Linked DNA regions of Homo sapiens: region 2 is linked to region 1. Evidence: chromatin loops called from intact Hi-C (ENCODE). Cell type or tissue: Caco-2. All regions are shown on one strand. Links, peaks and the distances in the headings refer to the core of each region. The heading gives the core; the rest is flanking DNA.

Evidence for each region. Peaks named below come from ENCODE experiments on the same cell type or tissue, not always from the same donor. Only the 100,000 strongest peaks of a DNase experiment are listed, where the experiment ranks them.
Region 2: it touches region 1 in a loop (7-fold over the local background); 2 of 110 quality-filtered maps call a loop at or near these places.

Annotation. Positions count from the first base shown.
Region 1 is chr19:24,078,414-24,090,731 of GRCh38, forward strand. ZNF254 (zinc finger protein 254) reads left to right here and starts at 8,774. Exons shown (of 4, transcript NM_203282.4): 1 at 8,774-8,924. The coding sequence starts at 8,895. RefSeq lists enhancers at 8,820-8,899, 8,950-8,999, 9,060-9,149. In Caco-2, for the core only: no CTCF peak of the experiment used is centred there; a DNase peak (open chromatin) is centred at 8,708; H3K4me3 peaks cover 956 bases.
Region 2 is chr19:24,132,790-24,148,483 of GRCh38, forward strand. It overlaps LINC03085 (long intergenic non-protein coding RNA 3085), which reads left to right and starts at 13,686. Exons shown (of 1, transcript NR_186350.1): 1 at 13,686-14,292. In Caco-2, for the core only: no CTCF peak of the experiment used is centred there; no DNase peak of the experiment used is centred there.

The sequences.
Region 1 (12,318 bases), core at 4,032-12,031:
AGCTTATGCATTTAAATATGAATTCTTGGTAAATAACTTAGGAACTGCCTTCTCACTTTTTCAAAAAGACTCACTTTCAATGGCTGCTAATTAAAATATATATTCAGGGCAACTTAAATCTGTCCTCCTCTTGGCTATCCTCAATATCTGACATTGAGTAAATGTATTTCAGGTTACATTTTAACCTTTTTTATTATTTTAAGTTGACTGAGGGCTGGCCTGGAACATTCTCCTTGGTATAAATACTCCAACTATAAGCTACCTGCTCAGTAGAGGAAACTAATCAACAGCAGGGCCTAGCATAGGTCAAAGACACAAGCAGTGGGAAGCTTTTTGGGGCCTGGCTCCTAATTGCAAGGACAGTTGCACAGGTGTCTCTGAATGCTTAGACAGCCTGGCCTTTCCTGACCCAATGCCCCCCATCAGCTTTTTCAAGCACATCTTGATCTTTTGTCATTCTGTTCTCTGGGGTGAAAACTCATCGTCAGGGCTGTCTACAACAAAACAGAAGTATCAGGTTACTAAAACCTCAGGAACAGAGATTACGGATTGGGTTAAGAGTGTGCCCTTTCTTAAGGATGGTACGCATGGAAAAGCAGCAAGCAGTTTCAGAAAGATACAGGAAAAATTGCCTCTAACGGATATTTATACTTCAACTCAATTTATTCTGTAAGTGGTAGGGAAAATGGGATAAAATACCATATGTTCAAGCATTTTTGCTTCTCAGTCAGAATGAAACCCTGCAGCAGGCATGTCCATGTTTCATGAGAGAAATAGAAGAAAAAGAGTTGGACATACAAGATGATCCTTATTTCAAGCCCCCCTGCCACTTGGTTCAGCGGGCATTTTTGGGTGAAGCAGAACCTTTCTGTCAGGTCTGAAGGTTCAGATGTGTTGGTCTTTTTTCCCACTAATACACCTGAAAGTTCTATTGAGAACCATTTGTCCCTCCTCCCTACCCTTCTAGTCCCACTCTGTACCCACCACTCCCTGAAGAACTTAGCCCAGTGAGTACTACTCATAGTGGAGCTGCCTATCAACCTCCAAGGGGAAATCTTTGTCCACCTACAGAGGTTGCAAATGGGGAAGAAGGCCTGTGAGAGGAGGTGTCCCCTTTTCTCTGTCTGGTTTGGCTCTATAATAAGACAAGTTTGGTCATTTCTCTGAAGATGCAGGAAAATTCATAGGTGAGTTTGAGAAGTTAACTCTGACCTACAGTTTAACATGGCAGGATCTGTACATTTTGTTGTCTCTGTGTTATACAGTGGAAGAAAAACAATGCATTTTGGGGACAGCTAGGACTCATGCAGATGAGGTATTGGCTTGCAACCCGAACCATAATATATATCAGACAGGAGGTATAGCAGTTCCAGATCAAGATCTAGAGTGGAACTATCAAAGGGGGTGTGAGGACTTGGAAGAAGAGATCATATGGTCACTTGTTTGTTGAAAGAGATGAAGAAATGTATGAAAAAACCTGTTAACAATGAAAAGGTTAAGCAACTTTCTCAGGGCAAAGATGACAATCCAGCTTTGTTTTAATAGTGTTTAGTTGAGGCAATCAGAAAATATACTAACACTGATCTTGCCTCAATGAAAAGATAGACCCTTCTGGGAGTACATTTTATAACCCAGTCTGCCCCTGATATCCATAGAAAACTACTAAAAGCAGCTATGGGTCCCCAAACTTCTCTGGAACAGCTTTGGATATGGCATTTTTAGTTTTTAATAACAGGGACAAAGCGGAGGTAGCGGAAAGAGGAAGAAGGACCTCCCACAAGTTGCAGGTCTTGGTTGCAACCTTAAGCTAACCTCCCACATGGGGTTGCCCTCCTGGGTCTTGGGTTGAACAAGGGAAGCTGAAAGGTGGGAAGCCTAAACCTGGGTGTCCGAGTCACTGTGCCTTGGGCATAAATCAGGTTGCACACTGTAAGAAAACTGACCACTGGAAGAGGGTTTGTCCAGTGTTCTGAAGAGAGCCATCAGCACGTGAACTAATGATGGGTAAAACAGCCAGGCAAGCACCCAAGAGTGACGGGGACTGAGACCTTCCACCACGGTTTCCATCAGACAACTAGCCATATATCTGGAAAAGCCTCAGTATTTTTTGCCATGGCAGTTAAGAATATGAAGTTTCACCAGGTGCGGTGGCTCACACCTGTAATCCTAGCACTTTGGAAGGCCGAGGTGGGTGGATGACTTGAGGTCAGGAGTTCAAGACTAGTCTGGCCAACATGGTGAAACCCCATCTCTACTAAAAATACAAAAAATTAGCCAGAAATTGCTTGAACCTGAGAGGCGGAGGTTGCAGTGAGCTGAGATCGTGCCACTGCACTCCAGCCTGGGAAACAGAGACTCCGTCTCAAAAAAAAAAAAAAAAAAAGGAAGCTAGATGAGTTGCGAGTTGCCTCATGCCTGTAATCCCAGCACTTTGGGAGGCTGAGGTGGGTGGTCGGGAGTTCGAGACCAGCCTGAGCAACAAGGAGAAACCCCATCTCTAGTAAAAATACAAAATTAGCTGGGCGTGGTGGCACATGCTTGTAATCCCAGCTACTCAGGAGGCTTAGGCAAGAGATTCACATAAACCCGGGAGGCCGAAGTTGCAGTGAGCTGAGATCATGCCACTGCACTCCAGCCTGGGCGACAGAGTGAGACTCCTTCTCAAAAAAAAAAAAAAAAGAATATTAACTTTCTTCTGGACTGCTTACTCTGTTTTGACCCATTATAATGGGTCTGTTTCACCCCCAAACTGTATGGTCACGGGGATAGATTGACAAGCCCATAGATGCCATTTTACATAATCTCTAAGCTGTTTTTCAGTGACTTCGGTTTTCTTACATAACTTCCTTATCATGCCCGGATGCCTCAGGGAAGTCGTAGCAATTTCTCTTTCAGTAGATAAAGCCAATAAACTGGCTTTAGAACAACATTCTGAGGTTTAAGCCCACACCAAGTATGAGGAGTTCTATAAGCCAAAAGACACCAGTGGATGACAGGGGACACTTATTGAAATAGCAGACATTTTGCTAGACACTCCAATTAACCTGATATGAGGTGCTAATCAATAAAAAATAGTTAAACATTTGCATGACTCTACTCATTTGGGAATAAATTCCCTGTTTAATATCTCGGCTTTTTATAGAAAAATAATTACTTAAAAGAGTAAACCAGGTAACCCAGGCCTGTGAACTATATGCCTGGAACAACCCAAATGACCAATGTTTACCTCCTCCTTTAGTAAGGCCTGTTCAGCATAGAGGAGCATACCCTGGTGAAGACTGGCAAATAGACTATACTCAGATGCCCCCGTGTAAAGGGTTTAAATATTGATTAGTATTCATTGACACCTTTACCGTTTGGATTGAGGCTTTTCCTACCAAGTCTGAAAAGGCAATCAAGGTTTCTAAACTACTAAAAGAAATAATTCCGATGGGTACAGTATCTCACGCCTGTAATCCCTGCACATTGGGAGGCCAAGGCAGGTGGATCACCTGAGGTCAGGAGTTCGAGACCAGCCTGGCTAACATGGCGAAACCCCGTCTCTACTAAAAATACAAAAATTAGCTGGGTGTGGTGGTGTGCACCTGTAGTCCTAGCTACTCTGGAGGATGAGGCATGAGAATCACTTGAACCTTGGAGGCAGAGGTTGCAGTGAACCAAGATTGTGCCATTGCACTCCAGCCTGGGCAACAAGAGTGAAACTCTGCCTCAAAAGAAAAAAAAAAAAAGATAATATCGAGTCTCGCAAAATATAGTAATTAAGAAGATTCTTTATCACAAACCCTTGTGGCAGAGCACATCTCCTCATAGGTAAAAACATTGTAACTATGGTAAATGTGTTCCTCAATAGTAAATTAATTATTAAACTTATTCAAAATTATTTTATTTAATTTTTCAGAACAATGCTTATGTTTTGTATAGCTAATTGCTGTAATTCTTTAACAAAAACTGGGCCAGACACAGTGGGTCATGCCTGTAATCCCAGCACTTTGGGAGGCCGAGGCGGGCGGATCACGAGGTCAGGAGATCGAGACCGTCCTGGCTAACACGGTGCAACCCCATCTATACTAAAAAAAAAAAAAAAAAATTAGCCAGGCGTGGTGGCGGGTGCCTGTAGTCCCAGCTACTTGGGAGGCTGAGGCAGAAGAATCTCTTGAACCTGGGAGGCGGAGGTTGCAGTGAGCCCAGATCGCGCCAATGCACTCCAGTCTGGGCAACAGAGTGAGATTCCATCTCAAAAAAACAAAAAAAAAAAACCCAAAAAACTATTTGATTGATGTCTCATTACAAAATGTATAAAAGCAAGCTTTGCCCCGACCACCTTGGGCACATGTTCTCAGAACCTCCTGAGAGCTGTGTCACAGGCCATTGTCACTCATATATGGCTCAGAATCAATCTCTTCAATTTTTTTTTAAACCATCTGTGACAAACCCACAGCAAACATTAAACTGAACAGGAAAAAGTTGGAAACATTTTCTCTGAGAAATGGAACAAGACAATAGTGCCCATTTTCATCACTTCTATTCAACATAGTACTTGGAAGTCCCAGCCAGAGCAATTAGAGAAAAGAAATAAGTAGCGAGCCTCCAAGTTGGTAAAGAGGTAGTCAAATTGTCACTGTTCACTGATGTTACAATCATATAATTAGGAAACCCTAAATACTCATAAAAAAGCATCTAGATCTGATCAATTCAGTAAAGTTTTAGGATACAAAATTAATGTGCACATATTAGTGGCATTGGTATACACCAACAGTGACCAAACTGATATTTAAATCAAGAACTCAACCCCTTTTAAAGCAGCTGCAAAAAAATAATACTAATAATTAGGATTATCCCTAATGAAGGCCATGAAAGATCTCTACAAGAAAAACTGTAAAATATGTCTGAAAGGTATCATAGATGACACATACAAATAAAAACACATCCCATGCTTATAGATGGGTAGGGTTAGTATTGTAAAAATCATATTACCAAAAGCAAGCTACAAATTCAATACAATTCCTATGAAAATAACATCATAATTTCCTCACATAACTAAAAAACTCTAAAATTCATATGAAACAAAAAAGAACCTGCATAGACAAAGCAAGACTAAGCAAAACAAAAATAAACTCAAGATGGATCAAAAATGTTAAGACCTGAAACTATAAAAATTGTAGAAGGTAATACTGGAAAAACTCTTCTAGACATTGGCTTTGGCAAAGCGTAGATGACCAAGAACCCAAAAGCACATGCAACATGAAACAAAGACAGATGAGACTTAATTAATTCTCAAAAGAAGATATACAAATGGCCAACTAACGTAGATAAAAATGCTCAACATTACTAATGATTAATGATCAGGAAAATGCAAATCAAAACCACAATGTGATACCACCTTATTCCTGCAAAAATGACCATAATTAAAACATCAAAAATAATGCATGTTCGCATGGTTTTGGTGAAAAGGGAATACTTTTACATTGCTGGTGGGAATGTATACTAGTACAACACTATGGAAAACAGTATGGAGATTCATTAAAAAATTAAAAGTAGAACTACCGTTTGATTCAGCAATTCCACTACTGGGTATCTACATGGTGAAAAATAAGTCATTATATGAGTAAGATACTTGCACATGCATGTTTATAGCAGCACAATTTGCAATTGCAAAAGAATGGAAGCAGCCTAATTAATGCCCATCAACTAATGAGTGGAAAAGGAAAATGTGGCATATACCACATTTTCTTTATATATATATAATATATATAAATAATATATAATATATTTATAATAATATATATACACCAATGAATGCTACTCAATCATAACAAGGAATAAAATAATAGCACTTGCAGCAACCTCAATGGAGTTGAAGAACATTATTCTAAGTGAAGTAACTAAAAAATGAAAAAAACAAATATTGTATGTTCTCACTTATAAGTGGGAACTAAGCTATGAGAATGCAATGGCATAAGAATTATATAATGGACTGTGGGTACTCAGTGGCAAGGGTAGGAGAAGAGTGACGGATAAAAGACTACATATTGGGTACAGTGCACACTGCTTGGGAGATGGGTGCTCCTAAATATTAGAAATCACTACAAAAGAACTTATCCATGTATCCAAACATCTTCTGTACCTTAAAAACTTTGGAAATAATAATAATAATAATAAACAAAAAATAATCCCAAACCCCGTAAGTTTAACTTTCTATGCTTTGGCTGTTTTTGGTTTATTTTTTATTTTTTAGAAAGGGTCTCACTCTGTCACCCAGAATAGAGTGCAGTGGCTTAATCAGGGCTCATTGCAGCCTCGACCTCCTTGGTTCAGGCAATCCTCCTCCCTCCGCCTCCTGAACAGCTGGTACTAAAGGTACAGGCCACCATGCTCAGTTAACTTTTGTATTTTTTTAGATACATGTTTTTGCCATGTTGCCCAGGCTGATCTCAAATTCCTGGGCTTAAGCAGTCTTCATTTCTTGGCCTCCCAAAGTGCTGGGATTATAAACATGAGCCATCATGAGTGACCACAATCTTTTTTTTTTTTTTTTTTGAGACAGAGCCTCACTCTGTCACCCAGGCTGGAGTGCAGTGACCTGATCTTGGCTCACTTCAACCTCCTCCTGTCAGGTTCAAGCGATTCTCCTGCCTCAGCCTCTGAGTAGCTGGGACTACAGGCACGCGCCACCACGCCCAGCTAATTTTTGTATTTAATAGTGGAGATGGGGGTTTCACCATATTGGCCAGGCTGGTCTTGAACTCCTGACCTCGTGATCCACCCACCTCGGCCTCCCAAAGTGCTGGGACTACAGGCGTGAGCCACTGCACCCAGCCCAGAATTTTTTTTAACATGATATAGAAAAGCTAACTATATTTAGATCTGTTACTTAACAGAAAATTTGAATAAACGTCTTTTATTAAAAAACATAAAATTTTTTATCTACAAATATTGATACAAAACAGTTCAAAATTACTTCCTAGGGGTTTCACTAAAAATTAGTTTGTTAAGGGTATATATATATATATATAAAAACTAAGATTTCTAGGTGTAAAACAATTTTTTTATAGAGAGTGTATAAACAAAGGCCAGGCGCAGTGGGTCACGTCTGTAATCCCAACACCCAACACTTTGGGAGGCCAAGGCAGGTGGATCATTTCGAGCTTAGGAGTTTGAGACCAGCCTGAACAGCAAGGCAAATTCCAGTCCCTACTTAAAATACAGAAATAAACCGGGCATGATGGCTTACACCTGTAGTCCCAGCTACTCCAGAGGCTGAGGCTGGAGAATCGCTTGAACTTGGGAGGCGGAGGTTGCAGTGAGCCAAGATTGCGCCACTGCACTTCAGCCTGGGCGAAAGAGCAAGCCTCTCCTGGAAATAAAAAAACAGTGTATAAACAAAAGCAAAATATGCTTTTGATGAAGAAAGTTAGAAACATTTTGTCTACTTTGAAATTATTTAAAGGTTGTTTCAAATTGAAAATATAAAAATAATGTAGATTAAAATACAACATAAAAATTTAAAAAATGGCCAGGCACGATGGCTCACGCCTGTAATCCCAGTAATTTGGGAGGCTGAGGCGGGTGGATTACCTGAGGCCAAGAGTTCGTGACCAGCCTGGCAACATAGTGAAACCCCGTCTCTACTAAAAATGCAAAAAATTAGCCAGGTTTGGTGATGCACGCCTGTAATCCCAGCTACTCGGGAGGCTGAGGCAGGAGAATCGCTTGAACCCAGGAGGCAGAGGTTGCAGTTAGCCAAGATGGCGCCACTGTACTCCAGCTTGGGCGACAGAGCTAGACTTCGTCTAGACAAAAAATAAAAAATAAAAAAAAGTATAAGAGATCATAAAATATGTATAAAAATCTAGAATGGTCAAAAAGACAAATTTGATGGACTTTATTTTTGTTATTTTATTTTATTTTTTGAGACAAAGTCTCGCTCTGTCGCCCAGGCTAGGGTGCAGTGGCAGGATCTTGACTCACTGCAACCTCAGCCCCCCGGGTTCAAGGAATTCTGCTGCCTCAGCCACCCGAGAAGCTGGGGTTATAGGCGTGCGCCACCATGCCCAGCTAATTTTTTTTTCTTTTATTTTTTTGAGACGGAATTTTACTCTTGTTGTCCAGGCTGGAGTGTAATGACGCGATCCACGCTCACTGCAGCCTCCACCTCCCAGGTTCAAGCAGTTCTCCTGCCTCAGCCTCCCGAGAAGCTGGTATTACAGGCACGTGCCACTACGCCCAGCTAATTTTGTATTTTTAGTAGAGATGAGGTTTCACCATGATAGTCAGGCTGGTCTCCAACACATGACCTAATGTGATCCGCCCGCCTTGGCCATCGAAAGTGCTGGGATTACAGGCGTGAGCCACCGCGCCCAGCTGATGGATTTACTTATAACGGTTTATCAAATTAGCTTTAGTGCTGATAATACATTATTACTAAAGTAAAAGTTGATTTTCTCTTGAACAAAAATTATATGTATTATTAATATACATAAAATATGTTTGTTCACATTTTGAATACATTGAAAAAGAGAGAGAGCAAAAAAGATATAGAATTTTCCCATGCTCTGGGGTGGGCCTGGCTCAGCTCAGGGAGGAAGCCCTGCCCGATAAGGCTGCAGCTTAGGCTGTCACTCTTTCTTCAGCCTAGGGTGTGATCACATCTTCTATCACTCAGGGTCTGAGTAGGCGGGGCCTTAAACGTTATCCAACTAGGGACGTTGGGCTGGGAACTGTCCAATCAGGCACACAGCTGGACTGGACAAAGCGGCTTCCGGGATATGGCGGGGCCTTTGTCTCTCGCTGTCGCCGGAGTCCCAGGTCTGTCTTCACTGCTCTGTGTCCTCTGCTCCTAGAGGCCCAGCCTCTGTGGCGCTGTTACCAGCAGGTATTGGAGATCCACAGCTAAGATGCCAGGACCCCCTAGAAGCCTAGAAATGGTGAGAATGCCAGTCCGACATCCCGAGAGAGGGGAGGGGGCTGGTTGGAACTGGTGGGAAGCGGCTGTGGCGGGACTCAGGCCTCCCCCCAGTCAGCTCCACAATCTGCGCCCAGCTCGACCTCAGTCCCCTTCAGAAATAAGATGGCGGCTGCGCTGACAGCCAGACCCCCAGGAGTCCTGTTTCTTCCCTGCGCAGTGACTGTGCCCTGTCCTGGAGCCCTCTCTGGGCAGCTGTGGACCCGCAGCCCCGCGTCTCTCCCAGATTGTTCAGGGACCCGGGGAGGGTCGTCAGGGGAGAATCCTGACTCGGGTTGCGGGTTCATGAACGGGAAGAGCTTTGGTCTGTGGGGTTCCCAGGCCCTCTTTTTTCCCATTAAAAATTTATGGGCGTCACTGCAAAAATATTAAATACTTTAATAAAAGAATGATTCAAAAATTGTACCACACCCAGCTGTGGTTTGTACTTTTGTGGTCCATGGAAGGGGCCTGAAGAAAAGATTGTTACAAGGTTCATGATAAAGAAAACCAAATTCAATAATTGGCTAGGTACAGCAATCTAGGTTGTCGTTTTTTTTTTTTTTTTTTCTTTTTTTTGAGACAGAGTCTCACTTTTTTGCTCAGGCTGGAGTGCAGTGGTGTGATCTCGACTCACTGCAACCTCCGCCTCTTGGGTTCAAGCGATTCTCCTGCCTCAGCCTCCCTAGTAGCTGGGACTACAGGCGCCCGCCACCACAATTTTTTTATTTTTAGTAGAGACGGGGTTTTACCATGTTGGCCAGGCTGGTCTCCAACTCCTGACCTCAGGTGATCCACCCACCTTGGCCTCCGAAAGTGCTAGGATTACAGGCGTGAGCCACCGTGCCCAGCCTCGTTTCTTAATTTTTACATTTAAGGTGGGAATATCCTGGTTATGTAATCAGAGCTTAATTGTCAGCTTATTCTTGGTTAAGCAAGAATTTTGTTTCCGCTAATGTAGTAATTTACCAAAAAATGCTCTTGAGTTTAGATTTTTTTTTTAGAAGTAGAAATCCGGGGACTAGAGCCACCTCAATCTAATTGCCTGCCACTTAATTATTTTCACACTCCACAGGGGACTGCTTTTTTCCTGAAATTTTCACATGTATCCCAAGCAGGGCCTCAAGTCCACCCCTCATCCCCTATTCCTCCAGCCTAACTCTGGCTTGCAGGAAAATACTAAATTTCCCGTTTTGTCTGACATTCCCAAATGCCAATGTCCCCTCCCTAATTCACTTTATCATCTATTTGTCCTTTAGGGTAGATTTTGATACCTGTTTTAATTTTTATTTATTTATTTATTTTAATTTTTGAGACAGAGGCTTGCTCGGTCACCCCGGATGGAGTGCAGTGGTGCAGTGGTGTGATTTAGGCTCACTGCAACCTCTGCCTTATGGGATCAAATGATTCTCTTGTCTCAGTCGCCCAAGTAGCTGGAATTATAGGCGCCCGCCCCCACGCCTGGCTAATTTTTGTATTTTTAGTAGAGACCGGGCTTCACTATGTTGTCCAGGCTGGTTTCAAACTCCTAGCCTCAAGCGATCCGCCTGCATCAGCCTCCCCAAGAGCTGGTATTACAGACGTGAGCCATCTCGCCTGGCCAATTAATCTTTTTTTTTTTTTTTTTTTTTTTTTTTTTGAGACAGAGTTTCACTCTTGTTGCCCAGGCTGGAGTGCAATGGCACGATCTCGGCTCACCGCAACCTCCGCCTCCCAGGTTTAAGCGATTCTCCTGCCTCAGCCTCCCTAGTAACTGGGATTATAGGCATGTGCCACCATGCCTGGCTAATTTTGTGTTTTTAGTAAAGACAGGGTTTCTCCATGTTGGTCAGGCTGGTCTCAAACTCCCGACCTCGGGTGATACGCCCGCCTTGGCCTCCGAAAGTGCTGGGATTACAGGCGTGAGCCACTGCACCCGGCCAATTAATCATTTTTTGACAAAGCATTTGATGGCACATTTAAAAAGGTTTGTTTTCTTTTTGTAAATATTTCCTATGAGAAGAAAGCAAAGAATAATCTCCTGACACTGTATTGTAAAATATCTCTGCGTTTTTTTTTCTTCTATCTTCCCTAGTCACAGATATCTTATCAGAATGTTTTTGGGTCAAGTTTTCCTTTTGGAAACTATAGTGTGATGTGTCTTCAGTCACCATTCGGTTTTCTTGGACCTGGGTTTCAGTACTGTATTGGGATAAACGAAGATACCCACCATGGCTATGTCTGCTTAGAGTGTCTAGTAAATATCAGCTTCTGGGTCATATTCTCTCATAGGAAAATCTGAGGTATTGAGTGTAGCGTCCCAAGTGCGCAGGTGGATGCCCTGAGTCTAAAAGGCATTTCCTAGTGCACTTTTTTTTTTAAAGCTAATTTTATGAGACATTAATATTGTCTTCACCCAACCCAGCTTTCATTTCTTAAAGACACATTGCTGGTCAGTCAATCAGATACCAGTATTGAGGAGAAAACAAATAATTTCTGCCTCCTGGTTTCCTTTAGAGAACAGAAAAATAGTAAAAAATTTCTAGAAAACAAAACAAAACAAAACAAAAACGAGGGCCAGGCATGGTGGCTCATGCCTGTAATCCCTACACTTTGGGAGGCCAAGGAGGGTGGATCACGAAGTCAGGAGTTCGAGACCAGCTGGCCAACATGGTGAAACCCCATCTCTACTAAAAATACGAAAAAAAAAAAAAAAAAGCTGGGTGTAGTGGTACAGGCCTGTAATCGCAGCTACTCAGGAGGCTAAGGCAGGAGAATCAGTTGAACCTCAGAGGCGGAGGTTGCAGTGAGTGGATATCACGCCACTGCACTCCAGCCTGGGCGACAGAGTGAGACTCCATTTCAAAAACAAAAACAAACCGCAAAAAACTGACCCCAGTGAGATGGTGTAAGAACTTGCAGAGTAAAATGCGCCTGAGACACTCACTGGGGCATAGTTCAGAGTCTCCTGAGAGGGGGTTATTGAGCACTTTAGTGAGTAGGATGGGGTGGGACAGTCTCTCAAGTAATTGGATGGCCTGACTTGACACATGATTAAGACATATCTGTGTCTTGAAAAGGTTTTTTCACTTATTTTGACCTAAGGCTTGTTTTCGTTGTCTTGAGACAGTTTCCCTCTGTCACCCAGGCTGGAGCGCAGTGGTACCATCTCGGTCCACTGCAACCTCCAGATCTTGAGTTCAGGTGATTCTCATGCCTCAGCCTCCCAAGTAGCTGGGACTACAGGTGTGCACCACCACACTCAGCTAGTTTCTGTAGTTTTAGTAGAGACAGAGTTTCACCATGTTAGCTAGGCTGTTCTCAAACTTCTGGCCTCAAGTGACTCACCTGCCTGAGCCTTCCAAAGTGCTGAGATTACAGGCGTGAGCCATTGTGCC
Region 2 (15,694 bases), core at 4,027-12,026, 54 kb after region 1:
TATGATTTCTTTCAGTAGTGTTTGGTAGTTTTCCTTTTAGAGGTCTTTTGACTCCTTCATTAGGTGTATTCCTAACTTTTTTTTGTTTTTTTCCAGCTATTGTAAAAGGGGAGTTCTTGATTTAATTCTCCATTTGGTTGCTGTTGGTGAATAAAAGAGCTACTGATTTGTGTACATTAATCTTGTATCCAGAAACTGCTGAATTCTTTGATTGGTTGTAGGAGCCTTCTGGAGGAGTCCGTAGGGTTTTCAAGGTAAATTATCATATCATCAGCAAACAGGGACAGTTTGACTTCTTGTTTACTGACTTGGATGCCCTTTATTTCTTTCTCTGTTCTGATAGCTCTGGAGGACGTCCAGGAATATTTTGGAGAGGAGTGGTGAGAGTGGGCATCCTAGTCTTTTTCCCATTCTCAGAGAGAATGCTTTCAACTTTTCCTCATTCAGTATTATGTTGGCTATGGGTTTGTTGTAGACAGCTTTTATTAAATTAAGCTGTTCCTTGTATGCCAACTTTGCTGAGAGTTGTTTTTTTTTTTTTTTTTTTTTTTTTTTTTTTTTTTTTTAACAGAGTTTTGCTCTTGTTGCCCAGGCTGGAGTGCAATGGCAGGATCTTGGCTCACCACAACCTCCGCCTCCCGGGTTCAAACGATTCTCCTGTGTTAGCCTCCCAAGTAGCTGAGATTACAGGCACATGTCACCATGCCTGGCTAATTTTTGTACTTTTAGTAGAGATGAGGTTTCATCATATTGGTCAGACTGGTCTTGAACTCCTGACCTCAGGTGATCTGCCTGACTTAGCCTCCCAAAGTGCTGGGATTACAGGCATGAGCCACCATGTGCCCGGCCAAGCTGAGAGTTTTACTTTCAAAGGGATGCTGGATTTTGTCAAATGCTTTTTCTGCGTCTATTGAGATGATCATGTGATTTTTGTTTTCAATTCTATTTATGTGGTGTATCACATTTGTTGACTTGTGTGTCAAACCATCCCTGCATCCCTGGTATGAAACCCACTTTATCATAGTGGATTATCTTTTTGACATGTTGTTGGATTCAGTTAGCTAGTATTTTTTTTAAGGATTTTAGCATCAATGTTTGTCAAGGATATTTGCCTGCAGTTTTCTTTCTTAGTTGTGTCTTTTCCTGATTTTGATACTAGGGTGATGCTGGCTTCATAGAATGAATTAGGGAGGGCTCCTTCTTTCTCTATCTGGTGGAATAGTGTCAAAAAGATTGGTACCAGTTCTTTGAATGTCTGGTAGAATTCTGTGAATCCGTCTGGTCCTGGACATTTTATTGGTAATTTTTTGAATTACCATTTTAATCTCACTGCTTGTTATTGGTCTGTTCAGGGTATCTAATTCTTCCTGATTTAAGCTAGGAGGGTTGTATTTTTACAGGAATTTATTCTTCTCTTCTAGGTTTTCTAGTTTATGTGTGTAAAGGTGTTCATAGTAGCCTTGAATGATTTTTTTGTATTTCAGTGGTGTCAGTTATAATATTTCCTGTTTCATTTCTCAGTGAGGTTATTTGGATTTTCTCTCTTTTCTTGGTTAATCTTGCTAATGGTCTATAAATTTTATTTATATTTTCAAAGAAGCAGCTTTTTGTTTCATTTACCTTTTGTATTTTTTTTGTTTCAGTTAGTTCTGCTCTGATCTTGGTTATTTTCTTTTTTTGCTGGGTTTGGGTTTGGTTTGTTCTTGTTTCTCTAGTTTCTTGTGGTGTGTCCTTAGATTTTCTGTTTGTACTCTTTCAGACTTTTTGATGTAGGCATTTAGGGCTATGAACTTTCCTGTTAGCACCACCTTAGCTGTATGCCAGAGGTTTTGATAGGTTGTGTCATTATTGTCATTCTGTTTGAAGAATTTTTTAATTTTCATATTGATTTGGTTTTTGCCCCAATGGTTATTCAGGAGCAGCTTATTTAATTTCCATATATTTGCGTGGCTTTGAAGTTTTCTTTGGGAGTTGATGTCCAGTTTTATTCCACTGTGGTCTGAGAGAGTGCTTGATATAGTTTCAGTTTTCTTAAATGTTTTGAGGCTCGTATTATGACCTATCATATGATCTGTCTTGGAGAAAGTTCCATGTGCTGTTGAGGAGAATGTGTGTTCTGCAGTTGTTGAATGAAATGTTTTGTATATATCTGTTAAGTCCATTTTTTTCCAAGGTATGGTTTAAATCCACTCTTTCTTTGTCGACTTTCTGTCTTGATGGCCTGTCTAGTGCTGTCAGTGGAGTTGAAGTTCCCCACTATTATAGTGTTGCTGTCTATCTCATTTCTTAGGTCTATTAGCAATTGTTTTTATAAATTTGGGTCCTCCAGTATTAGGTGGATATATCTTTAGGGTTGGGATGTTTTCCTGTTGGACCAGCCATTTACTGTTATATAATGTCCCTCTTTGTCTCTTTTAACCACCGTTGCTTTAAAGTTTGTTTTGTCTGATATAAGAATAGCTGCCCCTGCTTGTTTTTGGTGTCCATTTGCATGAAACGCCTTTTTCCACCCCTTTACTTTAAGTTTATGTGAGTCCTTATGTGTTAGGTGAGTCTCCTGAAGATAGCAGATAGTTGATTGGTTAGTTCTTATCCATTCTGCAGTTCTGTATCTTTTAGTGGAGCATTTAGGCCATTTACATTCAATGTTACTATTGAAATGTGAGGTGCCATTGCATTCATTATGCTCTTTGTTGCCTGCATACTTTGGTGTTTTTTTTGTTTTGTGTTTTTTTTTTTCTGTTTTTTGTTTGTTTGTTTGTTTTTGAGATGGAATCTCACTCTGTCACCCAGGCTGGAGTGCAGTGGCGCCATCTTGGTTCACTGCAACCTCCCCCTCCCAGGTTCAAGCGATTCCCCTGCCTCAGCCTCCCAGGTAGCTGGGAGTAGAGGTGCCCACCACCACGCGTGGCTAATTTTTGTGTATTTAGTAGAGACGGGGATGCACCATATTGGCCAGGCTGGTCTTGAACTCCTGACCTTGTGATCTGCCCGCCTTGGCCTCCCAAAGTGCTGAGATTACAGGCATGAGCCACCACACCTGGCCTTTTTTTTTGGTTTTTCATTTTTGTTTTTTATCTTGTATTTGTGTTTTATAAATCCTGTTTGATTTATGCTGTAAAGAGATTCTGTTTGGTTGTGTTTTCAGGATTTGTTTTATGATTTAAGGTTTCTTTTGGCATTTTTGTATTAGGGGCTTGTTAATGGTGAATTCTCTCAGCATTTGTTTGTCTGAAAATGACTGTATCTTTCCTTATATATAATGCTTAGTTTCACTGGATGCAAAATTCTTGACTGATAATTGTTTTGTTTGAGGAGGCTGTAGGTGGGGCCCCAATCCCTTCTAACTTGTAAGGTTTCTGCTGAGAAATCTGCTGTTAATCTGATAGGTGTTCCTTTATAGGTTACCTGGTTCTTCTGTCTCACAGCTCTTAAGATTTTTTTGTCTTAACTTTGGATAACCTGATCACAATGTGCTAAGGTGAAGATCTTTTTGCTATGAATTTCCCAGGTGTTCTTCGTGCTTCTTATATTTGTATGTCTAGGTAAGGCCAGAGAAGTTTTACTTGATTATTCCCTCAAATATGTTTTCCAAGCTTTTAGAATTGTTTTCTTCCTCAGGAACACCAATTATTCTTAGGTTTGGTCATTTAACATAATTCCAGACTTCCTGGAGGCTTTGTTTATATTTTCTTATTCTGTTTTGTCTTCGTTGGATTGGGTTAATTCAAATACCTTGTCTTTGAGCTCAGAATTTCTTCTTCTACTTGTTAATTTTTATTGCTGAGAATTTCCTGATCATTTCACATTTCTAAAAGTGTGTCCAATGTTTCCTGAATTTTTTTTTTAAGCTATCTGTTTCATTGAATATTTTGCCCTTCACTTCTTGTGTGATTTTTTGTATTTCCTTGTGTTGGGCTTTGCCTTTCTCCCATCTCTCCCTGATTAGCTTAATAACTAACCTCCTGACTCCTTTTTTTTCAGATAAATCAGGGATTTCTTCTTGGTTTGGTTCTGTTGCTGGTGAACTAGTGTAATTTTTTTGGGGGGTGTTGATGAACGTTGTTTTGTCATATTACCAGGTTTGCTTTTCTGTTCCTTCTCATTTGGGTAGGCTTTGTCAGAGGGAAGGTCTATGGCTGAAAACTGTTTAGATTTTTTGACCCACAGGGTATTCCCTTTTTCTGTGGATGTGGCTTTCCATGAGCTGAACTGTAGTGATTGGTGTCTCTCTTCTGGGTCTAGCCACCCAGTGAGTCTTCCCTGCTCCAGGCTGATACTTGGGGTTGTCTGCACAGAGTCCTGTGATGTAAATCGACTGTGGATCTCTCAGCCATGGATACCAGTGCCTGTTCCAGTGGAGGTGGTGAAGGGTGCAGTGGCCTCTGTGGGAGTCCTTAGTTTTGATGGTTTAATGCTTTATGTATGTATTTATTTTTGCTAGTGGGCCTCCTGCCAGTAGGTAGCACTTCTAGAAAGCATCAGCTGTAGTAGTGTGCAGAGGGACTGGTGGTGGGTGGGGCCTTAGGACTCCCAACATTATATGTCCTTTGTCTTCCCCTACCAGGGCAGATAGGGAAGGACCATTGGGTGCAGGGGGCACTGGTCGTGTCTGAGTTCAGACTCTCCTTGGGCAGGTCTTGCTGTGGTTGGTGTAGGGGATGCAGGTGAGAGTCCCAGGTCACTGGAGTTGTGTACCTAGGAGAATTATAGCTGTCTCTGCTGAGCCACACAGAGTGTCAAGGAAGTGGGGGAAAGCGAGTAGTCACAGGCCTCACTCAGCTCCCATGCAAACCAGAGGGCCATTCTCACTCCCACTGTGTACTCCACAACAACCCCAAGTCTGTTTCCAGATGGAAGGCTAGTTGGGCTTGAAAATTGCTCAAGGCTTTCTGCCTTCCAGTTGCAGGAAAAAAAAGGGCTTTAGTTCTTCCCCGCCTGTGAAGTCTGCAAGCCAGATTCGCGCCTTTCCCTGAGTTCTGGGCAGGAGGCTTCTTGGCCCGTTCAAATTGTTACAAAGTTCAGCTAAGGAAGTCTTTTTCCACTTGGAATTTTACCTCTGCTCCTCTGTCCTCCCTCCTGAAGGATCCCTGTGGTGCCAGGCAGGAATGGGCTGCTTGGGGATTTATCAAGCCCCCAGGGCCTCCCTGCTGCCTGCTCCACCCCTGTATTTCACTCAGCTTGGCTCTAATTTGATGCAGCTCCAGGTAGTCAGGAAATTATCCCACAAACAGACTTTCAGCTTCTCCAGTGGGGGTGCGTGTTTGGGAGAGGAGGGTCTCCCTTTCTCACTTCTGCATTTGGGGCACTCACAGTATTTGGAGTGTCTCCAGGGTCCTGCAGTAGCAGTCTGCTTCCTTCAGAGGGTCTGTCCTGATGCCTTTAAAGACACATTCTCAAGATTCTCAGATAAGTGTGTCCCAGGTAAAAACAGTGTCCACATTTTCTTTTAGAATGTCATGTGTTTAGAATTGCAGTCATTTACATTTCTACTTCTGATGCTTTTGCCTAAGAAGATTATTTCAACTACCTTTCCCCTTTTCTTCTCATGACAGTGAAAGGACTTCTTTAAAATAATTCTCCCCTATATATCAGAGACTTGTCTTTATTCTCTCCATCCAGGCTTCTTACATATCACAAATAATACTCATCTTGAGTTTATATGCTGAAATATTGGAAGTATTCCCTATGTTGACAGGTCAGCCTGGGCAGGTGGGAATATAAAACATTCTTATTGGGGATGGTGCTGGGTCCTCAGATATCAGTGAGGGAGAAAAGTGCACTGTTTAGGTTCCATCTGAATGCTCCATCAGCTCTATGAAGAATATAATTTTTAAATGCACACTTAAAAAGGATGGAATTGGCCAGGTGTGGTGGCTCATGCCTGTGATCCTAGCAGTTTGGGAGGCCGAGGCGGGTGGATCACGAGGTCAGGAGATCGAGACCATCCTGGCCAACATGGTGAAACCCCATTTCTGCTAAAAATAAAAAATTAGCTGGGCTTGTTGGCATGTACCTGTAACTCCAGCTACTCAAAAGACTGAGGCAGGAGAATCACTTGAAACTGAAAGAGGTTGCAGTGAGATGAGAAGATGAGATCACGCCACTGCAATCCAGCCTGGTGACAGAGCAAGACTCTATCTCAAAACAAAACAAAAGGATAGAATTAGGCTGGGCACGGTGGCTCACACTTGTAATCCCAGCACTTTGGGTGGCCAAAGTGGGTGGATCATGATGTCAGGAGTTCAAGACCAGCTTGAGCAGCATGGTGAAACCCTGTATCTACTAAAAACACACACACAAGCAATAAATCTGGAAAACATTTTCCAGTTAAAAACACACACACACACACACACACACACACACACAAAATTAGCTGGGCAAGGTGGTGTGTACCTGTAGTCCTAGCTACTTGGGAGACAGGCAGGAGAATTACTTGAACCCAGGAGGCAGAAGTTGCCTTGAGCCAAGATTGTGCCATTACACACCAGCCTGTGTGACAGAGTAGACTCCATCCCCCCCCCAAAAAAGAAAAAGAATGGGTAGCCTGGAATAATTAGAAAGATATGCAAAGGAAGTAATTCAAAGAAATGTGACTTCTAGAATGCTACAGAGAGTATTTAAATACACTATTAGAAATTACAAAACATGGGCAACATGTGGCTTGAACTTTACATAAAACATGTTTTTCATAATTAGATTCTGATTCTGATTTACATTTTTTGGCCAGTAATTTCACCGAAGTCATGTTGCATCATCCTATATGTATCAGCACATAATACCAATCTGTCCCATTAATTTTATTCACTTGGTTAATGTGTTTTCTGAAAGACTTCTTCCCCCTTCCCCGAGATGGAGTCTTGCTCTGTCATCCAGAGCTGGAGTGCAATGGCACGGTCTCAGCTCACTGCAACCTCTGCCTCCTGGGTTCAAGTGGTTCTCCTGCCTCAGCCTCCTGAGTAGCTGGGATTACAGGCATGAGACACCACGCTCAGCTAATTATTGTATTTTTAGTAAAGATGGGGTTCACCATGTTGGCCAGGCTGGTCTTGAACTTTTGACATCATGATCCCTCTGCCTTGGCCTCCCAATGTGCAGGCATTACAGGTGTGAGCCACCACTCCCAGCCAGGATTTCTTCACTCTAAAGTTACTTTATAAAAACTGTATTATTCACAATTACTTTGGAGAGACTTTCTGATTAATGTGAATAAACACATTTAATCTGAAATCTCCCCTGTTACACCAAGTATCAGGTTCCAGTCCAAGCTGAGGTCTGACGGGAGTCGGTGGGTGAGTGGTGGGTTGCTGGAAAAACAATCGAGGATTGGTGGGGAGTTTTGGCATGGCTTTATTCTCTCTATGGTCACAAGCCTGGTCATGAGCCCTGTGTACAGGGTCAGCAGCTTTACTCTCTCTCCCTCTCCTGTCCACCTTTCTGTGTACTCCTAACACATAATAGTGGCTGAGAGCCAAGTATGATCTTACACAACCAGGTTACATAATGAGTAGAATTGTGCATGTGTGCTCCAAACTCACTGAGTCATGCTGAACCAGATGTTTACCTCGGCCTATTCTTGACCACAGCACATCCATTTTTCTTACATTCCTTTTCTTAATAGTTTATCTTTGTTTATACGTTGCTTTGGAAAATGAAGTGTGTCATCTTTTTTTTACTGGTCATATACAGTGGGATAAAACCCAGGTTCAGTCACTTACTATATGTTTTAAAAAGTATTTTCCTTAAGCTAGAATCATTGACATCATTGGTCAGTTTGTTAGCAATGCAGTAACTCAGGTCTCATCCCAGATCTGTTGAGTTAGAATACATATTTTAACAAAATCTCCAGTTTATTGATGTATGCATTAAAATTTGAGAGGTAATTTCTAATGTCCTGTGACTTCTCCATATGGGAACTATACACAGTTTACTCTGTATAATGTAAATATAGCACTCAAAACTGTATATGCTTGTGTTTGTGCCATACATTTTATGCTGTATCATCAGAAAAGTATAGTACCTACACTGGTTTTGTGGATCTTATTCTCTTTCCTCAGAATGATGGAATACATTAGAGAAGCTTTCTCTATTAAATAATATTTTACTGGATAATTTCAGTCTCATGTAAAACAGAGCCAGTTCTCTTAACTCTCAAACACCTAGAGTAAAATTAACCATTCTGCCTATGGCCACTTTCTAAATATGTGTGGGTGTTTGGGGTTTTTTAGAAGATGTTAATATTCAAGGCTGTGGCCATAGAATTCTCTCAGGAGTAGTGGGTGTGTCTGAATCCTGCTCAGTGAAATTTATATAGAGATGCGGTGTTAGAGAACTACAGAAACCTGCTTTCTTTAGGTGAGAGTAATTTTTCCCCAGATTTCCTAATATACCTTAAAGCTTCTATTTTATCCCTTTGTAGAATGATTTTGGGAATTTTTGCTATGCATAAATTATTTTTAGATCAATAAAATTAAGGAAAACTTGAAGTTATTGGAATAGAAAAGAAAATTTTCAAGATGTTATATCTTAACAGGAAACTTCCCCTTTCTTGAGCTAAACTGTATCTTTCACTCTAGATTAATGATAATTCTAGAAATTCAGTGGCATAAAGTATTTTCCCCAAGTATTAAAATCCAATATTCATCACCAATTTTAAATTCAATAGTATTGAACAGTAGAGCTAAGGATCCAGAAAACTAAAATACATATTAAATATTTTAACCTAAATATTCTAAAGGTTCTGTCAGAAAACAGTATTTTGGAATTAAAATTCTAGAATCCTTCATAATATTCTCTCCTCTCTACTGAACAGAGTACTAGGTTGGTAACTGGAGAATCCCAGCAAGTCATATTACTTTTTTTTCTAACAAAACAGGCCTTGATGTCTCTAACATTGATCTGATCTCCTGCTTTAAGCAAATAAAAGAGCCCTGGAATGTGAAGAGATATGAGACAGTAGTCAAATACTCAGATAGCTAAGCATGAATGAGGCAGATAACAAAGACAAGAGGTACAAAGGTCAAAGAATTCCAGACCTTAAAATGTGGTATGTGTTGCTCTGCTTCAATGGAAATATTTCCTAGAAAGTCATTTTTTTTTCTAGCTCTCAAATAGGAGCATCTTTTGTTCCATACCCTTAAATTCTCTAAGGGCTCCACTTCCTACTTAGTGATTTTCCTTTGAGGGTCTTGTGAGAGCTAAGGTCCTCTTTATGGCTTATGAGGTATCACATGTTATTCCTGTTGTTCCATTGCTTTGGGGGGATATAAGAACGCCTCTTGATTATTTTTGAGCAGCTGCATATAAGATTATTTCTTAAGTTTTCTTTTCCCATCATGTCTGAAATGTGTGAGAGCAGTGGTGATATTAAGATTTGTTTCAGAAATCTTAGGAACATTAATGACAGATGTTACTTGTTATTTTTCTATTTTTTCATTTTGATATTAGCAATCCTAACAGATTTGAAATGGTAGTTCCTCATTGTTTTCATTTGCAATTGCCTGTTGGTAGGTGATATTGAACACGTTTTTATATATCTATTGGTTATTTGTATATGTTGGCAAAATATTTTTTCAGTCTTTTGACCATTTTTCAGGTGGATTGTAATTGTTTTTATTATACTTGCCTCTACTTTGAATTTCCTATATATTTTTAATATTAAACTTTTCTTGTATATATTGTTTGCTATTGTGAGCATGCTGCAGTAAACATGCAAGTATAGGTAGCATTTTTTTTTTTTTTTTGAGTCGGAGTCTTGTTCTGTCGCCCAGGCTGGAGTGCAGTGGCTCGATCTTGGCTCGCTGCAGGCTCCAACTCCCAGGTTCACACCATTCTCTTGCCTCAGCCTCCCGAGTAGCTGGGACTACAGACGCCCGCCACCATGCCCGGCTAATGTTTTGTATTTTTAGTAGAGATGGGGTTTCACCGTGTTGGCCAGGGTGGTCTCGATCTCCTGAGCTCATGATCCGCCCACGTTGGCCTCCCAAAGTGCTGGGATTACAGGCGTGAACCACCGCACCTGGCCCAGATATCATTTTCATATAATAAATGATTTTTCTTTGGGTAGATACCCAATGATGAGATCTCTGAATCAAATGGTAGCTCTATTTTTAGTTGAGATTGAGTTTTTTTTTTTCATATGCATGTTGGCTATTTGTATTCTTTATTGAAAAATGCTTAGTAATGTTATTTGCCTATTTTCAATGGAATCCTTTTTTTATTATTATGACATTTTTGAGTTGTTTGAATTATTTGTAAATTCTGAATATTAGTTACATGTTGGCACATAGTTCGCAAATATGTTCTTTTATTCTGTAGGTTGCCTATTTACCCTGTTGATTATTTTTCTTGCTGTGCCTAAACATTTTAGTTTGAATCCCATTTATCTATTTTTTATAATAATAACATAATAATAGTTTTTTTTGTTGTGTTCTTGACTAGTTTTGGTGTCAAGGTGATACCTCAGAGTGACTTAGGAAGAATTTCATTATCCTGAATTTTTGGGAAGAGTTTCAGGAGGATTATTATTCTTAGTGCATTTGGTAGAATTTGGCTGTCCATTTATCTACTCCCGAGCTTTTCTTTTTCAAGACTTTTTTTATTACTGCCTCAATCATGCTACTCATTATTGGTTTGTGTTACTGTTGTATCCATTGAAATGTCTGTTCTTTCACTTCTGATTGTTTATTTAGATCTGTCTTCTGCTTTTGGTTAAGCTAGCTAGCAGTTTATCAATTTTGTCTTTTTGAAAAATCAACTATTCTGTTGATCATTTTTATTGTTTTTGGTCTTAAATTCATTTGGTTCTGTTCTGATTTTTGTTTTTTTTTTTCTTGTAACTTGGAATTTGGTTTGTTATTAATTTTCTAGTTCCTTGAAGTGTGATGTCAAGTCCTTAATATGTAAGCTTTCTACTTTTTTGATGCAGGCATTTAGGCTATAAACTGCTCTCTTTGTACTATATTTGCATATCTCACAGGTTTTATTATATTGCATTTCTATTTCCATCTTTTTTCCCACAATTTTTAAATTTTCATTTTAATTTTCTTTTTGAGATGGGTTTTACTCTGTCACCCAGGCTGGAGTGTAGTAGCACAATCTTGGCTCACTGCAACCTCTGCCTTCCAGGCTAAAGCGATCTTTTTATTTCAGCCTCCCGAGTGGCTAAGACTATAGGTGTGCACCACCACATTTAGCTTTTTTAATATGTATTTTTTGTAGAGATGGGGTTTGCCATGTTGCCCAGGCTAGTCTCAAACTCCTGACCTCAGGGGATCCACCTGCCTCAGCCTCCCAAAGTGCTGGGATTGCAGCTGTGAGCCACCACCCCTGGCCGGCCATCTTAATTACTTCATTTACACCGTGACTGTTCAGGAGTATGTTGTTTAAATTCTTTGTAAATTTATAGTTTCTGAAATTTCTCTTGATATTGATTTGTAGTTTTATTCTCCTGTGATCTAAGTAGGTAGTTGATATAATTGTGATTTATGGGGGTACTTTGTTGATTTGCCAATTTCCTATCTCAATGGTCTCTCTGATGCTGTGAGTAGAATGTTGAATTTCTCCACTATCATTGTGTTACTATCTCTTTCTATAGGTTTAATAATATTTCTATTTAAAATCTGGGTGCTTTGATGTTGGGTGCATAGATATTTAGAATTGTTATATCTTTTTGCTGAAAAGATTTCTTTATTATTGGATGATTACCTTCTTTACCCTTTTTGTTGCACTTTTTATTTAAAGTGTTTTATTTGATATACATACAGATACTCCTGTTTGCTTTTGGTTTCTGTTTCTGTTGATATCTTTCCTCCCTTATTTTTAATCTATATGTGTCTTACAAGTAAGGTGAGATTCTTGTAGGCACCATAGAGTTGGACGATTTTTTCTTATTCATATCATAAATCTATACATTTTGATGAAGGATTTAATTAATTTATATTCAAGGTTAATTTTTTCTTTCTTTTTCTTTTTATTTTTTGAGATGGAGTCTCATTCTTGTTGCTCAGGTTGGAGTGCAATGGTGCGATCTCGGCTCACTGCCACCTCTGCCTCCCAAGTTCAAGTGATTCTCCTGCCTCAGCCTATTGAGTAGCGGTGATTACAAGTGCCCACCACCGTGCCCAGCTAATTTTTTGTATTTTTAGTAGCGATGGGTTTTCACAGTGTTGGCCAGGCTGGTCTCAAACTCCTGATCTCAGGTGATCCACCCTCTTTGGCCTCCAAAAGGTATGAGCCACCTCACCCGGCCATGGTTAATATTAATATTAACATGTAGGTTTTGTTACTATCATAATGTTAATTATTTTGTTTTTTTTTTCATCTATCTTTCTGGTTTAATAAAATTCTGTCATGTTGTGATTTGATTTATTTCTTTTTGTCTTTTGTTTTATAAGACCTGTTAGTTTTATACTTTTGTATGTTTTAATGATGGTGAATATCAATCTTTTGTTTTTCTATTAGAAGTACCGGCCTGGCACAATGGCTCATGCCTGAAATCTCAGCACTTTGGGAGACTGAGGTGGGTTGATCACCTGAGGTCAGGAGTTTGAGACTAGCCTGGCCAACATGGTGAAACTCCGTCTCTACTAAAAATTCAAAAATTAGCTGGGTGAGGTGGCGGGTGCCTGTACTTTCAGCTACTTGGGAGGCTGAGGCAGGAGAATCACTTGAACCTGGAAGGCAGAGGTTGCAGTGAGCCGAGATTGTGCCATTGCACTCCAGCCTGGGCAACAAGAGCAAAACTGTCTCAGAAAAAAAAAAAAAAAAAAAAAAAAGAAATCCCTGACATCTTTTATAGACCCAGTCTAGTGGTAATTAGTTTCCCCAGCATTTATTTGTCAGGGTAAGACTATTTCTTCTTCATTTGTGAAGGTTAATTTACCTTGATGTAAAATTTTTGGCTGGCACTTTTATTTCAACACTCTCTAAGTGCCATTCCATTATCTTCTGGCCAGTAAAGTTTCTGTTGAGAAGTGTGCTTTTAGTCTGATGTGGTTTTCTTTATAAATGACTAGATGCTTTTCTTTTGCTGATTTTATAATTAGTTATTTCATTTCGACTTTAGAAATTCTGGTTATCATGTGCCATGATGAAGTCTGTTTTGCAATTTATTTTACTGGTGATTGCTGAGCTTCCTGTATATGTATGTCTAATTCTATTGCTAGACTTGGAAATTTTTCATCATTTATTTTCTTAAATAGGTTTTCTAAACTTTTTCATGTTTTTTTCTTTCTAAGAAACACTGATAATTTTTATGTTTAGTCACTTTATGTAGTCAGAAACATCTCAAAGTTTTCGTTCGTTTTTTAAAATTCTTCTTAGTTTTGTCTGAGTAGATTATTTTAAAAGACCCATTTAAAGGTCTGAAAATTCTGTTTATGCCTTTTCAGTCTACTATTGGATCATTGAATGTATTTTCTTTTTCCTTCAGTAAATCTTTCAGTTCCATAATTTTGTTTTGGTTTCTTTTAAAAGATATTTATCTCCTTGGCACATTTCCCATTCATACTCTAAATTTATTTATTTATTTTTGTATTGGTTTTTAGATTTCTTTTGCATCTCTTTGAGCTTCTTTAAAATCTATATTTTGAAGCCTTCTAAAAGTCTTTTAAAGTCCTTTCAATTATTTTTTTTTTCTTGGAATACTGGAGAATTATTGTGTTCCTTTGAAAGTGTCATAAACCTTGCTTTTCTGTGTTTTCTCTGTCTTTATGTGTCTTTATATTGATTTCTGCACATCTGGAGAAACAGTTGTTTCATTTTTTTAAATTTACATTCACTGGAGGAAGCTTTTTTTTTTGTTTTTTGAAGTTATTACCATGATGTTTATCACATAGAACCATTTGGCTTTAATTTTGGATTTGTGCAGAGGGAAAGACTGGATAAGTTTCTTGAGTATAAACAAATATATACACACACACACACACACACAGAAACATGTTTCTGTGTGTGTGTGTATATATACACACACATATATATATATATATATATCACAAATTTTGGCTTAGGAGTCATCTTTTCTCTTAGGTTGATTTTTAATTCTAACTCCCAGAAAACAATTAATTTATCTTTGTTTTATTTGTCATTGAGGCCCAGCAAACCTGAAGTAAAAGGGTGAGAAGGTAGGGTGGGTGCTGGATAATGAGAAATTACTTAAGGGTTATAATGTAAATTATTTGAATGATGGATACCCTAAAAGCCCTGACTTCGCCACTATGCAGTCTATGCATGTAACTAAATTACATTTGTACACAACACTTTTGTAAAAATAAATTAAAAAGAACAACTAGAGTTTGCTATCTTGCTTATTCATACATACAAATACATCATAAATGTTTCCCATGACATTATTATTGATACAGGAGTTAAAAAGAAATTATTTAGGCAGATAGTGAGTGAGGGCAAGAAAGTCCTTCGTAAAGCTTTCCTTTTAATAAAAAGCAGCCCACAAATTATTTCTTTTTTAACAAAGAACAGCCTGTAAAATCAAGCTCCAAACATCGATAAGCAAGCTGAAAGCTTGCATGAATAAATGTCGGCAGCTGTGCCAATAGGAAAAGGGACTAACTGCGGACGGCGCATGTTTAAAATGGTGACACCCTCTTCCCATTTCCTTGTTAACCACATGTACAGTAAGAAGCAGGCAACAGGGTGCTGGCAAATGCTCCATTTGCATAATAGAAGATTAGGGTGGAGCAGCCAGATTCCTTGTGTGCTGTGTAAACTTTCTTTATTTTATTTTATTTTATTATTATACATTAACGTTTAGGGTACATGTGCACAATGTGCAGGTTAGTTACATATGTATACATGTGCCATGCTGGTGTGCTGCACCCATTAACTCGTTATTTAGCATTAGGTATATCTCCTAATGCTATCCCTTCCCCCTCCCCCAAGCCACAACAGTCCCCAGAGTTTGATGTTCCCCTTCTTGTGTCCATGTGTTCTCATTGTTCGATTTCCACCTATGAATGAGAACATGTGGTGTTTGGTTTTTTGTCCTTACGATAGTTTACTGAGAATGATGATTTCCAATTTCATCCGTGTCCCTACAAAGGACATGAACTCATCATTTTTGATGGCTGCATAGTATTCCATGGTGTATATGTGCCACATTTTCTTAATCCAGTCTATCACTGTTGGACATTTGGGCTGGTTCCAAGTCGTTGCTATTGTGAATAGTGCTGCAATAAACATACGTGTGCATGTGTCTTTATAGGAGCATGATTTATAGTCCTTTGGGTATCTACCCAGTAATGGGATGGCTGGGTCAAATGGTATTTCTAGTTCTAGATCCCTGAGGAATCGCCACACTGACTTCCACAATGGTTGAACTAGTTGACAGTCCCACCAACAGTGTAAAAGTGTTCCTATTTCTCCACATCCTCTCCAGCACCTGTTCTTTCCTGACTTTTTAATGATCGCCATTCTAACTGGTGTGAGATGGTATCTCACTGTGGTTTTGATTTGCATTTCTTTGATGGCCAGTGATGGTGAGCATTTTTTCATGTGTCTTTTGGCTGCATAAATGTCTTGTTTTGAGAAGTGTCTGTTCACATCCTTTGCCCACTTTTTGATGGGGTTGTTGTTTTCTGGTAAATTTGTTTGAGTTCATTGTAGATTCTGTATATTAGCCCTTTGTCAGATGAGTAGGTTGCGAAAATTTTCTCCCATTTTGTAGGTTGCCTGTTGA